Linked DNA regions of Mus musculus: region 2 is linked to region 1. A link is a loop called in an ENCODE intact Hi-C map of the cell type or tissue named here. Cell type or tissue: left cerebral cortex. All regions are shown on one strand. Links, peaks and the distances in the headings refer to the core of each region. The heading gives the core; the rest is flanking DNA.

Region 1 (9,058 bases), core at 534-8,533:
ACTGGAAGAATGCAGAGGTCCTTGAGGGAGTTCTCTTGTATACAGCTGTATTATAGCTTGAGATGCTATGACTCAGATGTTTTGGATTCTTGAAGACAGGGATCTCCCCGACCCTATTTCTTATGCCCTTTCCACTTCATTCAAAGGTAGAGTGTATGTGTCACTGTCCCAGAGTCCTCCTTTGTACAAATCTAAAGCTATAAACGCCTGCCTGCTGGTGCTATAACTCCTTCAGAGCATTTTCAAAGCAGCACGCGGTAGTTAGGAGCCACTTTTCTGGAGACAGACTGCTGGGATCTGGACACTTCCTGTCACTTATGAATCATGTAGCCCTGAGCAAGTGACTCATCTTATATGTGCCTCAGTTTTTCATGTGTAAACTAGGCTTAGTAATGTAGTTGCTTCTCTGGGTTTTCTGAGAACACCAAACGAGAGCTGTGGTGTACTTAGGCAAGTGCCTAGAAGGTGGCAATTTTGTGCTAAATAAATCTAAAAGGGTAAGAACTAATGGGCACTTAATATCAGCTCATGGTGAGTGCCCGGGGACATAACATTTGATGACTCCCTAACAGTCTCTAAACAAGCGTTTTCATTTTACTCCAGTCCGTCCTCAAACAAAATCACGGGCTTCAGACCCATAGGGAGGAAGTTAGAGCGTACAGCGTGCCATCAGTGGTTATGAAAGCAGTTCTCGAAAACTCTAGAAATTTGTTCACAAAACCAGACAGTAATGCCAAGTTCCCTGGTCCCGCAGTGACTTACCAGGTGAGCTCTGCCCACTGGTAAACTTGCTTCCCTCTGCTCTGTCCTCTGAGTTGTTTCCTGATTTTTGCCTCCTCTTTCAAATCTATTTTCCATCACTTGCTTCTTGAACAATAGTTCAAATAGAGTTTATAAGGATGGGCTATAACCCAGAAGTAATCTCCCACTGCACTTTAAAAAACTAGTGAGTTACAAAAAGCATCTCCATCTTCCAACACAGTCTCCCTAACATTGTTTCTGCCCACTAATAGAAACATGACAACTGTGTGCTTTACTTCAATTGGAACTGCTAATTGAAATAATTCAAGTATGGTAGCTAGTATATCTGTAATCCAAGCAGGAAGGAAGCTGAGGCAGTAGGATCAGGCTGAGATATACAATAAATTCTTGTAAAAAGCTGAAAACAAGAAAAAAGGAAAAAGAAGGAAAGTTTTTTTTAAGACAAAAGGCAGAGATCACAATCAATTTCTGTATCATTTTCAAAAATTTTGTTTCTTTTGATATGCTTGCCATTTTTTCCATGGTTTCTCGAATTAGAGGTCAATTCTTCTAAGGTCTGTCAAATGAAGTTAAAATCATGGAAACTCTTGTACAAATCTTTAAAAAAAAAAAGAAAAGTTACAGCATTATGTAGAATTCACATCTAAAATCTTTGATACCGAGTGCCACATTATTTCTTAGAGTCCTTGCTTTCTATTCTTCAGATCTATGTTGGACACTGAACATTTCCCCCAAATCACACCAGACATCATGACCTTAACATAAAGATCTCACATCCAGAAAATAAAAAAATACATGGTAATGACTTATATTCCTTTGCATATTAGTGGAGTATTTCCCTTCGTTGACTCTTGTGTCCATTCATGAATTTCTTATTTTCTTACTTTTGTCTTTGTATCATTTTCTTCTTTTAGGGCCATTGACATCGAGCGAAAATTTCCCTTTGCTGTCTCTTATTTTCTCAACTATTATTCAATACTTCAAAAAAAATCACAATATCCTATGGAATATTTCCTTTTGATATTTATGGAAATTTTGGTGCATTCAAGATTTAAGCTAATATGCCCACCTCTCCACTTTTGTTTTGTTGCCCTAAGTTTCTTTAAATGGACCTACCCCTCTACACTTGTTTAGTTTGGTCTCCCACTTACCACCACCTCCATCCCAGGGGCTGTGTGTTTCTGGATTACCAAAACTAAGCCCCTGGGGCTCTGAGCGCACTCAGCTGCATGTAGTTCTCCAGCAGTAAGGATGCTGTCAGCCTCTGACCTAAGCTGATGCAGTACAACCTTTTTGTGTCAAAGCAAAATTTTGATGTTCATGGCAGAGTTCTGTGGGAGACATTTTAATGAAGAAGGTAGAGCCATTTAATTCATAATTCTCAGAATTAAAAAGCTTTAAATAGCATTGAGTTCATGCTCTTTTGGCCCTTCATCTCTTGCCTGCCTGGCATCAAAAGAGGTTAAATAGGATTCCTCAGCCACAGTCCTTAGTCGTAAAGCTGAATATGCTGAGGTCTATGTATAGCCTTTCACATATTCAGTGTTGCTAGGGAACTAGGAAGGTAATCTATTAGCCATGGAGAGAAATTTCTTTGTAGTCTTTTTCCTTTCCTCTTTGCTCCTTCCTGGGGCAGTGGGAAATGCTCTACTGGGGAAAGACTCCACCCATAAAACAGAATCACGTTCCAATACCATAGAAGAAATCAGAGCCAACCAGGTCTCCACCTTTGTTCTTTCAGTATGCAAGTCATTTGTTTGGAACAACACCACCTCTGCCACTCAAGATCTATGATCTTGGGAAAGCTAGTTCTTGGATCTCCATTTTTAGAGACCTTGATATTACTACTCATAAAATTACAAACATTAGCTGAGCACTACTCTGCACCAGGTGTTTACATGTATAATTTCTGTGGACCGACCTCCACCCCCCCCCCCCGCCACAACAACCAAAAGCAACAACTGCTAGTTTGATCACTGTTTCGCAGAGGACATAGAAACCCAAGCACCAAGCACCAAGCACCAAGCACCAAGCACCAAGCACCAAGCACCAAGCACTGAACCAAAATCTAGAAAGTTGATGGTAAAACCAAGGGTTTCATTCATATATATATATATATATATATATATATATATATATATGCATATATGTATATATATGAAATGGTATATATATATATATATATATATATATATATATATATATCATTGAAAAATATAAAGTAAAGAAAAACAAGGAATGTAATTGTTTTAAATAAAAGCATCCTAGGAAGGGTGTTCGAGAAGGAAGCCTCTCTTTGTCTCTCTTTTCTTACCTCGCACAGTGGCCAGCTCCCCGTCCACGTGAGCCATGCACTGCATGGCAGTAGCCCCAACACATATTGGCATGCTGACTCTCTGTCCTAAAACAGAAGTTGACAGATCGATATCAGCAACGTTGCGAAGCATCCGTGGATAGAGCTTCCATCTGGAATTTAAAATAATATTAATATCAATACATGTAATTTTAGAATTTCAAAGGTATAACCAAAAAACTTTAACACATTTTAGTTTAAAAGAGAAAATAATATTTTTTATTAGGCCAAATCTTTTCCTTGCATAGTGAAATTTTCTCCCTACCTCAAACCTCTGACAAACATTGGTCTGCATTTTTCATCCTCATACTTCTGCTTTTTAAGAATTTTGTGTGATGGATTCCTACAGTAGACAGCCTTCTGAGCCTGACATGGTGTCCTTGATAGCCATCCATGCTGGTGTGTGCATCACTAGCTTGTACCATCGGGCTGATCCATTTCACCTCCTGGAGGGAACCTTCGTTGCTTATTCACTACTGGGGTACATTAGGATAGTTCCATTTTCTATAGATGATAAAGAGAGTCACTATGAACATCCCCTTATAGGCTTTGGGGTCAATATAGATCTTATTTTACTTTCCCCAGATTTAGATGATGATATACAAAGTCCTAGAGATTATATTCAGATTGGAGAAGGTATGGACCTTCCTTCTGTAAGACAGAAGAGCTCAAGGCAATTGTTTTGAAAATTGTGAATATTTTCTTCAAAGTTATTAACTAAGTGCTGTGTCTGCTGATGAATGAACATAAGAGAAGAGTTAGAGCTTTGGTTAAGAGTATAAGCTTTGGTTACTTGTTTTGTTAGTCAAGCCCCTTCCTCAGAATATTTAATAGAAACTAAAACTCTTAATTCTTGAAATTTATTGTAAATGATTTTTTCTGTGATTCCTCAAAATCAGAACAGAAGTTAATAAGTCAAATTGTATCAGTAAACCTTATGCGAAACTAACTTATCAGCAGAATGTATATTTCCTATTTGCTTATGTCAATTAGTCTCCTCATTGCAGGCAGACTAAAACTAGACATTATTAAAATAAATACCTTGTTTAGACATACTTACAAGCCTAACCAACAGTCCTGTATATTGATTTTCTAGATTTAACTCTAATTCTCTTGAGGTTGAGATTGTTCTTGCAAATATAGTGAAGAGTGACTTCATATTGGAGAAATGAGGGGAAAGCCCTTCATTGAATAAAACCTGTCTCTGGGGGAGGGGGAGGAAGAAGAGAAGCAGCAGCAGCAGCAGCAGCAGAAACAGTTCTATCCTGAGGACCTGCTCGACGTCTGCAGTCTAACATTTGTCACACAGTAAACTAAAACAACCCATCCCTGAATGAGGTGATAGAGAAGTTTAGCATCTGGTTTCTAAAACTAGCTGGTTGGTAGGTTGGTTGGTTGGATGACTGGTTGATTGGTTGGTTGGTTGGTTGGTTGGTTGGTTTCTCCATAAGCTGTTCTTTGACCATCATAATTGTCATGGTTTTCCATCACACCACATGTTCTGTTCCTGGAAATCTGCTGCACAGCATGGACACTTACAGCACGATTGTCTGCTCTCCAATGTGAAGGGGGAGAGGCAGAAGCCATGGAGGGGTTTCTCATTACCAATCATCTCTAAGAGTGTTGTTGGAATGAGAGGAAGAGATTTTAATAGAGGGGACAGACACACCGGCTTTGAAAGGCATTAACATCAATATTTACGTATGACTAAAAGAACAATTGAAGACTTTATGAGGACACACAACACTCAAACCAAGACTCCTTCTGTCAATAAACAACAACCTTACACTCGTCCACTTGGTGGCGCAGTCACCTTAATAATTGCATGCTCACACATTCTGTAAATACATTTTCTGTTTCAAATATTACAAAGACTCTTCAACACCTACATTTCTGGGCAAAACTAAGTAAATCAAGTGAAATGGGGAAGGGTACATCTTGTAAAGTATCCTCCAGGTTTGGGTGTTTTACAAATAACAATAGCTTTATGAGATAGTCTCAAAGAATTTTTGACTCTCACTGAAAACTACCCCAAATTTAAATGGCTATCACCTCAATTATACAACAAATAACTCTTTGACATAACCTTATGTTTCATTCACTGCTGTCTACTTTGGGAAGAGCCTGTGAAGATGGAAAGAACAGCTGGACCATTGAGTAGCAAACTTTTTTAAAAACCAAAATGAACAAAGGAAGTTACAACAGGACTCCCAGCCTACACTTCACATAGAACAAAGGTCTAAGTTCTAAATAATCCAAAACTCAAGAGAGAGACATGCTCCCGCAGACATAGCCACTCCCTGAAAGATCCCAAATTCCATAGCACTGAAGTCTTATGGCTACTTACAACTCTAAACCACAGGGTTTCTTCATCTTAACTTTTCTCTCCACAAATTTAAAGCAAATGATTGCAAATGCTCTTTCCTCGTTTTTTTTTTTTTTTTTTTTTTTTTTTTCATGGATCAACGGAGAGATGTTGTGACAGTTCTGTTTATGTAATACTGAAAACACCACTAGCGAGTTTGCAGTGTTTCCCATGTAACAAACTGGGGCTAGCATAGCTTTTATCTACCAGAGAGTTGTCCTTAAACCTCCCCTTTGTCAGTGTCAATCAAGATGCAGCAGCAAAGGGGCAGCTTCTAATTCTGAAGTTATGATCCTGCAAAATAATCGAACTGTGGAGGAAGTCTCCATCAGGAATACCTTCAAAAAAAGCCAGGGCATGTGACAAACCTGGGTGGGGAGGCTCCTTTACGTCAGTGTGTAAAAGAAATGGTGTAGTACACTTTCTCAAATTAACCCCAGTCCGGTCAGTCCATTCAAAATGAAGCCCCTTGGCATTCTGAACTTTGCCTTATTCTTACATATTTGCAGCAGAGAATTTCATTCTTCTGGGTGGTTCAACTTATTTATCCTTTCGTGATATTATTTCTGGTCATGCTAATGCTAGTCCCAAGTCTGACCAAGAAACATCTCCAGCTAGCTGTTGGTCACACAAGTGGCCCAAGTTTCCAGAACTCTAAAATGTGGTTGTCAGATCTGTGTGCTGATGGACAGTGCTGGTGAGGATGCTCCCGGATACTTGTGGGAAGGAAAGGGGATGAACTTCACAAATGCCTTTGACCTTTTGTTATGTCTGATTGTTTTGTAGCCTTTATTGGAAACAGAATGGGAAGGCCCAGTGTGACTTCCTTCCTGCTATCAAGCCAAGGCGACCAAAGTCAGCCGAAATTCTCTTAGTTGCATATGACCAACTCAATAGAACAAATCAAGGGATTGTGGGTCAAGCAGAGAACCACAAGGCAAGGGAGAAGTTGAGATGTCAGAGAAGGGATCAGACTTGACATTTGTTGGAGTACAAACACTAAGAACCAGTTGTCCTTTGAAGAACTTTGCTCAAGGCCTTTTTATTTCTTTTTTTTATTTATTTATTTTTATTACATATTTTCCCCAATTACATTTCCAATGCTATCCCTCCTCCCCCATACCCTCCTCCCCCACTTCCCTACCCACTCATTCCCATTTTTTTTTTTTTTTTTTTTTTTTTGGCCCTGGCGTTCCCCTGTACTGGGGCATATACAGTTTGCAAGTCCAATGGGCCTCTCTTTCCAGTGATGGCCGACTAGGCCATCTTTTGATACATTTGCAGCTAGAGTCAAGAGCTCCGGGGTACTGGTTAGTTCATAATGTTGTTCCACCTATAGGGTTGCAGATCCCTTTAGCTCCTTGGGTACTTTCTCTAGCTCCTCCATTGGGAGCCCTGTGATCCATCCAATAGCTGACTGTGAGCATCCACTTCTGTATTTGCTAGGCCCTGGCATAGTCTCACAAGAGACAGCTACATCTGGGTCCTTTCGATAAAATCTTGCTAGTGTATGCAATGGTGTCAGCGTTTGGGAGCTGATTATGGGGTGGATCCCTGGATATGGCAGTCTCAGAATTATCAAGTTCCATGAAAGATGTGGCACTTGTCTTTTCCAGTTGTATTATCTGTGCCATGGAGAAAAATTAATCCACACTTAGGATGGTATTCTATTGGGAGTGCTACAGAATTCATAGAAGCCATGGGACTCTTCTGGTTGGTTAAAACTTGGACACCAAGACTTCTATGCCTCAGAATGTTTCTAGAATTTCTAGTGTCAGCAAGGTAATCTGTCTTACTGTTCTTTGCTTCTTCTCTTATGGTAGCTGTTGTGGGGAGGTATTTTATACCATGGAAGTATAAATACCATGGGTGTATTTATACTTATGGATGCTAAGTCAATGTATAGTTGCTGAAATGCAAGTTTCTGTTGGTAGGAACTTTCTATCTGTATCATTGTTGGGTCCTCAGCTTGTAGCAATCTTGTCTGTTGAAACAGTTCAAAGTGTAATCCAATCAATTATCCTGCCTGTTGGCACATTCCTGTAGCTCTCAGGAAGCAGAGTTAGGAGGTTGACTGCAAGTCCCAGCCCAGCCTGTTTTGAATGGCTAGACTGATATCACATGGAGTTACTTGATGAGACTATAAATGAATTAATTAATAAGTTGGACCATATGAGCTGAGGTGTCTAAAAGGGTAGAGAAGGCTTTGTAGAAATGGAATTGGTGACCACCAGCAGCAATGCTCATATACAGCTCTATACATCAGTCAAGGGCATGGAAGTCTTTTGCTATAAAAGCCCAGAACAGCTAAGTTGTGGCTTAAGGAGAGCACTCAGGAAATCTATTTATCTGGGGGACACAGTGGCATAACCCCAAGAAGGAACATTTACAAGAGTAGGAAATGTTGAAGAAGTCAATAATAATAATAATAATAATAATAATAATAATAATAATAATTGATAAAGTTCAGAACTCTAAGCTCCTGCATTATTAACCAATTACCCATCTACAACTTCCCCAGCATTTGTGTGTTCAGGAAGGATTCAGAAAAAGCCTGATCAAGGACTTCAGAGGTTGGGAAGACATCCTGCTCTCCACACTATTCCCACCCATGCTCTGCTACCAACCTGTGTGTAACATGGCTGCTGCCAACAAGAGACTGCCTTGATTACAATGATTTAATTTCTCCTAATCAGAAAAATAAAGGCAATTCTGAGTGTTTTTTCTCCAGATCAAAGAAGAAATAGGAAAGAAGGCAGATTTTCTACCCTTGGATATTTTCCGTCCATTTCCGTTTAATAAGTGATCACAAATGGAGAACCCCGTTGCCCACTGCCATCACTCATGACTACAATGGAAGAGGAATGGCGTGGAAAGAGTGAGATATGGGAAAGCCCCCTCAGATAGTTGGCTAAGACAAAAAAGAAGAAGGAAGAAAGAAAGAAAGAAAGAAAGAAAGAAAGAAAGAAAGAAAGAAAGAAAGAAAGAAAGAGAGAGAGAAAGAAAGAAAACATACCCGTTTAAAGTTATCTTATTTTCTGTTTTTACCACAAAAAAAAGAAAGAAAGAAAAAGAAAAGAGAAAAAAGAAAGCAAGCACCTACTGTCTCGTGTCTGAAACATGAAAGCCTGGGGGAAATAATGTGAGAAGAGAGAAGAAGCACTTTTCAGGAGGCATGAGGCAGCAAGGGTAAAAGGCAGATGCTACACAGACTTACTGCAATCTGAAGCAAAAGTGTAGGCAACCTAATATCAAAGTGAATGTCAATGGAGAAAGCCAACAGGATGGGAACATGGGAAGCAATAATTGTATCGGGTTCAACTGGATAGGGTGGCAGTTCCATTTAAAGCTGTCCTAGTCCATCAACACAAGTATTCTCTGTAACACTCTAATACAAAGCAAATAACACCATCAGCAATTATAACAATCTGTATGTATAGTTAAATTAATTACTGGCACAGTTCAAGAAAAGATACTGCTCGCTTTTGCCACCAATCCATCAATCTTCAAGATATCCAGATTTGTCACATTTGGGAAATGTTCTACTTATGAAGCACAAATCCAGGCAATCATTTTTA
Region 2 (9,058 bases), core at 642-8,641, 210 kb after region 1:
AACTGGGAAGTTTTAGAACTGCTGGATAGATTTCATAATAGTGGAAGGTGCTGTATCCCCACCACCAGAGGACAAAAGTAATTACCAATTACACACAGCTGTGAGTCCTGTGTGCTACAATAATGGCCAGCATGACAAGATATATTATCCATGGTGCATCAGTGGCATGAGTATCATGGCAGTAACTAACCACTATATATTTAGACTTAAGGGATGCTCCACAGGGCAAAACCCCTAGCGACGCCATTACCAGGGTGATGAACCCGTGGCTAGATAGGTCATAGGAGCTGAAAGAGAACCAATTTGCTAAATGGGCATAATATCTAACTCTTAATGACTTACTGTTATACTCATAGATTAATGCATCTCTTATCCCTCATCAGAGAAGCTTCTCTATGTAGAAGATAACAATTAACACAGAAAACAATAATTAAGAGACTATGGAATAGCCAGCAGTAATAGGACATCTGTATTATATTCCTTCCAAAGCTTAAGAATCACTGAAAAAGCAGAGCCAAAAAATTGTAAAACCAGAAGTATGACTACAAGGATGTAGATGGTGGCTACAAAGAAATATAGTATTCTGGACACAGAATGGAAACTTTACACATGAACTCACAGTAGATATGACAGTATACACAAGACTTTTGCAAGCTCAACATGGATGGGGAAGTGGGCAGGAAGTCCCACCTCTGGCCAAAAAGATTTTGGCAACACATAGCTTCTGAAGAGGGAGAGTCAGTGTTCTATAGGCCCTGCCTTCATCCTTTGAATGGAGAGCCATACATCCAAAAATGTATAGCACATACTGAACTTGATGGGTATAAAAAAAACAATACAACAATTACAATAACAAAAAAAATACAGGACATCAAAATTGGGTAGATATTGAAGATGGTCACACTCAGAGGAGCTGAGGGAGGGTTGAGAATGATGATCAAACTATATTGAATGAAACATCCAATAATTAATTAAAATAAATACCTAAATAAATAAGTAACTTTTAAAGAAGATAAAAGAGGCAGCACAGAGAAATCTCTTGGCCAACAAAAACCTTCTGCTTTCCCTTAGGATGTCAATTGCCTTTACAGGAAAGAGACATAATTAATTACCATAGAACTTCCCCACAGAAGGCACACAATTCAGCGTTTTGAAATATTATCTTGAGGTTACACAACTGTCACCACTATCTAATCCAAAACATTTCATAATCTCTCACAGAACTCTGTACACACTAGCAGTTACTCTTCACTCTGTTCCTTTTGCCCATCAGTTACTGGAAATCCCTAAGCTACAGTCTCCCTCCAAGGGTTTGTCTGATCTGGAACCTTCATATAATTAGAATTATACAACACATAGCCTTTTATGTTTGGCTTTTAACATGTAGAACAGAGTTTTCTGGATTTATTCATATTATGACCTTTCTTTCTTTTTCTTTTTTGTTTTTTCGAGACAGGGTTTCTCTGTGTAGCCCTGGCTGTCCTGGAACTCACTTTGTAGACCAGGCTGGCCTTGAACTCAAATCCACCTGCCTCTGCCTCCTGAGTGCTGGGATTAAAGGCGTGTGCCACTATGCCCAGCTTATATTATGACCATTTTCATGGTTAAATATTTCATTGTGTGCATAGGCTTAAAGCTTTTTAAAAATCTACTTACCTATTGATGGAGATTTGTTGTGTTTCTACCTGGGGGCTTTCTGAGACATTCTGTTATGAGCACTGCTATACACATTTTTAAAGCATATTTTCTGTTGTCTTGAGCATCATTGGGTTAAATGGTAACTGCATATTTAGTGTATAGGAACTTCCTATTTTTAAAGAAGTAAAATTATTATATACTATCAGCAATATATGAGGGTTTCAGTTTTCACCAATCTATATACTATTTATTATCTTTTTAAACATAGCTGTCTTAAAAGTTGTTGCCAAGTAGAATTTCATTGCCTTGTGAATTGTGTCTAGTTGGATAACGACAGTGAGCACCCTCTAAGGTAAAAACTGGTGGTGATACACCTTACTTTATCCTTCAAATGTATGTATCTTGCAGAACAAGAAAATGATAACTATGTGGTTCAAAATAAAAATAAAATGAAGAAAAAAATCTAAGATAACTATAAGGGGAGACAAAGGAAAATTGGAAGAGGTAAAGTTTTGAACTATCATTCAAAATGGCGAAATCATTTTACTAGTACAATGCAATAACATTTGTACATATAATACAATATGTATAATAACCACTAAAAGGAGCTACAAAGGAATTCCAGAAAAAAATAATGAACAAAATAAAATAAAGGTAAAAAAATAAGATGGAAGATATAATCTTAACCCATTAATAATTATCTCAACTGTACATGGTCTAAAGATACTGACTAAAACATGCTTTCAGGTGGCTGTGTACAGCACCCTGGTAAGCTATGCTGGAGAGAGAGAGCAAAGGGTGATCGTGAATTCAAGTCCAGCTATCTACTAAAACATATTTTATATATAGCATTGCAATAGACTAGAGGTATAAATATTGAAAAGAATATTCTTTCATGTGGATAGATACGATATCCAACAAAGTAGATTAAATCATGTAATAATAATATAAATAATAAATATATAATGATATACTATAATATATATGCAGTATAACATTAAGGATAATAATGAAGTTGCAGAGAAAATCACTATATGACATACGTATTAACAAAGCATCAGTCTTCGAAGAATTCTTAGAAATTTGCAACGAAAAGTCACCCAACAAAAGAACTACTAAAGAATGAAAACAAAGCAGATAGAACTGGAAAGAGATCAGAGCCATGTTTGTTATTGGAGACAACAAATCCATGCTGCAGCAATTGATAGACAAAACAGGCGGCAAGCTAGCAAGCATAAATAAAAACTCAACCACACTGTTAGCCAACAGGATATAAATAGCATTTGTATATCAACCTCTCCATTAGCAGAATACATATTCATTTCAAGCACCAAGGGAAATAAACCATTGAGACCATATCCTGGTCTACGACAACAAAAACCTCAACAATTGTGATGCAGCATGTTCTAACCACATAAGATGCAAAAACATTTAGCAAAAAGTAAACAGGAAAATCTCCAAGCAAGAAAGAGGAGCTAAAGCAACATGCCTCTATATGATGATATGATGTACAGGGCAAAGAGAAAGATTCAAGATAATTCTTTCAAACACTCTGAGACAGGAGCTCTTGTTCCTTATGTCTTTCTGAAAGAACACCTCTCCCTGAAGGCTGTGTGTGAGAGTATGAATACAAACTAATCCCTTGTGGGGACAGCTTGGGAATTGAGTCTCCAGATTTTCAGGGTAAAAATAGGTTGCGTTTCCCATTTTTGACTAGTTTCCTCAATAATTTTAGGGTCTGAACTCTTGATGTAGGGGCTGTTACAATAGTAGCTTTGGAGGCCACTGAGGCTGCCTATCAGAGCCCTATTGGAGGTCCTTTAAGGAAAAGCTATTTTATCCTGGTCAAAAGAATGGAATCTACTCTGGCTTTGGGTGAGGACATTTCACTCTGATCTTTTCCAAAGATTGTAACATTCTATATCATTGTTGCCTCCCTTAAGAATGAATCCTGAAAAAAAAAATAAAATAAAAGAATGAATCCTGCTGAGCCTCTCCCCTTAACTGGGAATCATAATTCAAGATGGTTATTGTCCCCTAATGTCATGCTATGGATATGGGAAGAATAATTATTCTGGAAATGAAATAATGTACTGTTGTCTCCAAGAACCATGTCTCTGTACAGTCATTTGCAGAGCATCCGTTCAACAGTACCGTGGCTTGCCCATTTGAAAGTTACTCAGAAAGATGTAACTTTTACTTGTTCTTTCTGTTTTCCCAAAGCCTGAACATTTTCCCCCTGATACTCAGGGTTTTCTCCCTCTTTCTATGAAACTGTCCCCCAGCTGTTTGGTTTCATGGCTGCTTGTAAGTGATAACTATTTTTGTTCTTCCTCACCTAAGTCTTCCTTCCACAGGTAGCTGCTGAGGTTCTCAGCTTGCCTTCCCTGTTGTTTTGCTCTCAAATTCTCCAAGTTGCCATTGAGTTCCTTCTTAGAGCTTTTACAAATGCCTTTATTTGTGAGAGCATGAAGGATCCTATTTCAGAGATATCATGGGACTACAAAATATTAATACCTTCCCTTTCCTCCCTCTAAGCCCTTCCATACATCCCCTCAATGCCTTCTTGCTCTTTTTCAAATTAATGGTCTCATTTTACATTTTTTACATTAATTGTTCTTGCGTGCATATATGTGTGTGTTGAAATAAGTACTCCTCAGTCTATATAATATTATTTAGCATATACCTTGTCAGAGTTGACTGTCTTAGTCTGTCTTAGTCATCCTTTTATTGTTGTGAAGAGTCTCCATGATCAAGGCAATTCTTACAGGAGAAAACATTTCACTACTGGCTTGCAAACATTTTCACAGGTTTAGTCCAGTATAATCTTGGTGGGGAGCGTGGGAGCATGCAGGCGGGCACTGGAGCAGTAACTAAGAGATCTGGGCTTGGCAGGCATGGGCTTTTGAGACATCATTTGGATAAGTTTTGTTACTTTTTAGAACAAGAAAACCCCCCAGGACTTTTTCTTTCATAAGTTGCAGGATTGGCTGGCTGGGGGGTTGCTGGAGGATACCACTCCCTCTATTCCATCTGCCCCCCCCGGCCCCTTACATCTTTCAGCACAAGCCTTGGCTCCGATTACTTTTCCTGTTGCTTTTTTATTTTCTCAAACTATATACACTTTGTCTTTCTGTTTGTGGTGCTTGCTCTTTTTCATTGTAGACCTGCATAATAGTGATTGCTAATAGCCATGTAATGTAGCCAATATTACGTTGTCTTGAAATCTTCTCCACCAACAAAATTAGTTCAAAATTCTTCAATTTAGCCCCAGACAGAATATCTTAGTTTGGGTTTCCATTGCTGTGAAGAGACACCATAACCAAGGAAATTCGTATAAAGGCAATCATTTAACTGGGGCTGGCTTACAGTTTCTGGGCTTTAGTCCATTTCATCACAGTGGGAAGCATGGCAGCATGCAAACAAACATGGTGCTGGAAAAAGAACTGAGAGTTCTACATCATGATCTGAAGGCAACTAGAAGACGACAGTCTTCAGGTAGCCAGGAGGAGGGTCTCATCTGCACTGCACTGGGTGTGGCTTAAGCACTAAGAGAAGTCAAGCCCACCTCCACAGTGACATACTTCCTCCAACAAGGCCACACCTACTCCAACAAGACCACACCTCTAAATAGTTCTACTACTCATTGCCAAACACTCAAACATATAAATTGATGGGGTTCAAATGTATTCAAACCACAGTTTCTTAGGTTAAGAGTAAAAATACCATCAGAATGGTCTCTATCTTAGTTGCTAATATTGTTTCCCTCTGAAACCTCTTGAGGTAGACCTTAAGTTACTGTCAATATTACTATCTTCCAAGTTCCTACTAGGACGGCCCTCTAAACTCTGCTTACAGCACTCAACTGATTTCCCAGTACAACTCTGAAAGTCTTCTACATCTCTCTAAAAACAAGCATATTTAGGTCTTTCACAGCAATAACCTACTCTTGATACCAATTTATATTTTGGTTACTTTTCTATAACTGTGAAGAGATGCTATGAGCAAGGCAACTTATAAAAAAATCGTATATACAAAACACCACAGGCCTGGTTTCCAGGGGCAGTTGGCAAACAAAACAGACTCCATGTTTTTGGAGTGCTTTTTGTTTTTTTGTTTTGTCTTACAGTTTTTTTTGTTTCTGTTGTTTGTTTTGATTTTCTTTTGTTGTTTGTTTTGAGAGAGGGTGCGAGAGAAAGAGAGAATATAAAGATAAGTGACTAAAAGAGTGGAAAGGATTCGGGATGAATTGGCTGAAGGAAAATAGGATGGAAACCATTTTAATAAACTTTTTCTTTCAATGAATAGAAACTGTGAGACTTTCCTTAACAAAGCTTAAATCAGGGATCTCAGCAACAAGCAGGGCTATACTCCAGCAAGATCACTGAATAATGTCAGGAAAGGACATATTCAAAAGTAGCAAGCAAAACACAGGCAGTGGAGGATCCTGAGACCAACCATAATAATGAGGCAACAATGAGGCAAGGCTACTAGCAGTCCCTAGAGACAAGTGCTCTGAATAAACATGAACAGTGAGAACAATTGAGCAGGAGCCAGCCCTATATGGATGCTATGCTATTAGTTAAGGTGCTGAGAGCCACCAGGTAGGAACCAAGCAAACAAGTACTCCGGTTTTATCTCTTCTTTCCTTCTGCTACAGGAGTGTATTTGTGTCTGCAGAGCAGCTATCATTTGTTCAGGTTCTTGAGCCTCTTTACAGTGAGTTGTACAGAGACACATGGATTGTTATGGGAAAGGAGAGATCCTAAATAGGAAATACAAATGAGACTGGAGGTGTGCCAGAGGTGGCCCATGGCCAAGACAGTGAAAAGGAAGGGGTGAGGAGCTATGCAACCTTTTATGGGTCATTTGTATAACAGTCACCCCCCATGTCCTCCTTTTCCTGAGACTGTTCCCTTGATAGAAAGAAGCCCTAGTGGGTTGAAGTCTTTTATTTTTTTCATATATTAATCTACGGAATCTCCTCTTCTACCTCATTCCCTAGCCTCTTGCCTGAGGTACCAGAGACTAAAACCAATGGGAGCCATACCTCAGCTGCACATCAATATCCCAGAGGAGAGATAGGGATAGATCTAGAAGAGTAAACAAAAGGCCTCCCACCTGAAAAGCTTGCCACCTCCATTTTGTTGTTGTTGTTGTTGTTTTGTTTTGTGTTTTGTTGTTTTTGAGACAGGGTTTCTCTGTATAGCCCTGGATGTCCTGATTCTCAGTCTGTAGACCAGGCTGGCCTCGAACTCAGAAATCCTCCTGCCTCTAGCTCCCAAGTGCTGGGATTAAAGGCATATGCCACCACTGCCCAGCCACCACCTGAGTTCTTTTTTTTTTTTTTTTAGACTGTAACAAAATCAGTTTATTCGAGTGAAGTTCTCATTTGTAATACATTCACACACACAAAAAGTTGAATCCTACTAGAGAAAACTCCTTACCAGAAACATATCCAGTGCAATTACATGATACCAAAAAAATTACGTTCCCTTCTTAGGTATGTGGTGTCTTATCACACACCTTATCCTGGAAGACTGAATGAGAGGATCTGCAAGAGTCTGCAATTCATGCGTCATGATTTAGGTATCCAGTAAGGCTATGTATTCTGGACATAATATTAGGCTTAATCATAGGACTTGCTTTAAATAATATTGGTAAGTACCACTTGTACGACCCCTCCAAAGAGTCTGCCATCTGCAGCTTCCTCTGCCGTAGAATGGCAAAATCACAAAAAGGTGGGTGTTGTGTGAGTGGGATCTCGGAGGGAAGGCAGTACAGGCTGTGACACAGCAGCCAGTCAATGGCTGCCATTAGTCTACCAGGAAAGACACTTTTGCTGATATTTCTACAGCCTATCCCAGAAACAGCTAATAAAATACTTCGCCAGTAATTGTCAACACATAATTAAACACCAACATGGAACCTAGTAGAAAACTACTGGTGTAAATTAGGACCTAATGGAAATAAATTCTAAGACAGCAACTTTGAGAGTTTTTAAAAAGTATCTGTAGTAAAACAAACAAAACAAACACAACAAAGCTGACTGTCTACTGATAGTGGTTTCTGCTTATAAGGATTCTGCTGGCTTGAATCCTTGAATGACTATTCCAAGTAAGAGTCAACATTTTTTAAAAACTGCTCTTCATCGTTAAGATATTCCAAGATAACATTTCCTCCATTATATAAAGGGCACTCCTCCTTCGTGATCCACCTTTCCAATGTGTGATCCAATGGCAGGGCTTCTCCTGAAGGGACGTGACACAGCCTCAGCTTCTTCGCCGTCAGCTTGTTGTTTTCATTCCTGAGATTAGCGAGAGAAGCTGCAAAGTCCACAACCTTCCCGATGCTCCACCGCAGGCAAAAGAACATGGCTTTGCTTTTTTCCTTGCTCCCCTTTGGCAAGTACACCTGGAAGTATGTTCTTTCTGTCTGCGGCAGGGACTTATCCCCATCAGCGTGCATCTTTAGCTTCATCAGCGCCACCTTCGCCGCTGTTCCGCTGCTTTTTGCGCCTTTCCGTCCCTTACTTGCTGCCCCTCCTGTCTTGGCATCGACAATGTCTCTGACAAGTTTCTGTGTGGCAGCCATTCGAGGCTTTGCGACTTCCAGCTTTTCACAGTCATGATCCGACTGATGACGGTGTCTCAGGCAAAAGTTCTTCTCACAGTAAGGACAGATCACTGCCACAAGCTCTACGTCAGTGCAGCCCTTGAAAGAGCATGAGTAAGATTTGTGTTCATCTGTCTTTGGTCTCTCCTTGACTACATTCACCTCAGAACAACCATGAGAGTCCTTGCTTCTGTGTTCAAGGCAAAATATTCCTGAACAACCATCACACACAAATGGAAGAAAATCTCGCTGCCGGCAGTGCTGCACCTGGCAGTGCTGCCCAATGTCCAACTCCGCCATCTTTCCACCGCCGCAAGGCCCACCTGAGTTCTTAGGCAATAGAAATCATAATCCTTTGTTTCCTTAGCTTGAGCTTGATTGGAGATTGAGTAATCTGGGTGTTCAGATGAAATGGCATGCTAGCTGATGTGCGTCCTGACAGCCTTTGGAAGAGTAGCTTGCTCTTGTCACAAAGCACACCGTATACACTGTGCTACTGTTGGCCTTGGCTATAGTCCTGGGTTCCAGGGCATTGCAAACTGTAATCTGTACTGAGATCTTCCAGAGAACAGTTGCTATATTCTGCAGAGGAAGTAAGACACAATCTATCCACACTGAAAATATCAAAGCATAGTCATCACTAATTGGATATGACACCAAACTTACCCCTCTCTTTTGAGAACAAAATACTGATTCAGGGAGTATTCTGCCTCCGAACTCCAAATGGCACACACAACAGAAGTCACAGATTCGGTTGATTCAGTTTCTTAATGAATAGATTCTTCTGTGGGGACTGTCCTGGGGA

What was found. A loop is a pair of places that touch in the nucleus more often than their neighbours do. Peaks named below come from ENCODE experiments on the same cell type or tissue, not always from the same donor. Only the 100,000 strongest peaks of a DNase experiment are listed, where the experiment ranks them.
Region 2: it touches region 1 in a loop (4-fold over the local background); 3 of 42 quality-filtered maps call a loop at or near these places.

What each region holds. Positions count from the first base shown.
Region 1 is chr2:134,545,053-134,554,110 of GRCm38, forward strand. It overlaps Hao1 (hydroxyacid oxidase 1, liver), which reads right to left. Exons shown (of 8, transcript NM_010403.2): 2 at 3,077-3,228. Among named protein-coding and RNA genes, the nearest start is that of Hao1, 4.8 kb to the right of the region's middle. In left cerebral cortex, for the core only: a CTCF peak has its summit at 4,922 (motif pointing right); a DNase peak (open chromatin) is centred at 4,912.
Region 2 is chr2:134,755,078-134,764,135 of GRCm38, forward strand. It overlaps the pseudogene Gm14038. Among named protein-coding and RNA genes, the nearest start is that of Plcb1, 27 kb to the right of the region's middle. In left cerebral cortex, for the core only: no CTCF peak of the experiment used is centred there; a DNase peak (open chromatin) is centred at 4,479.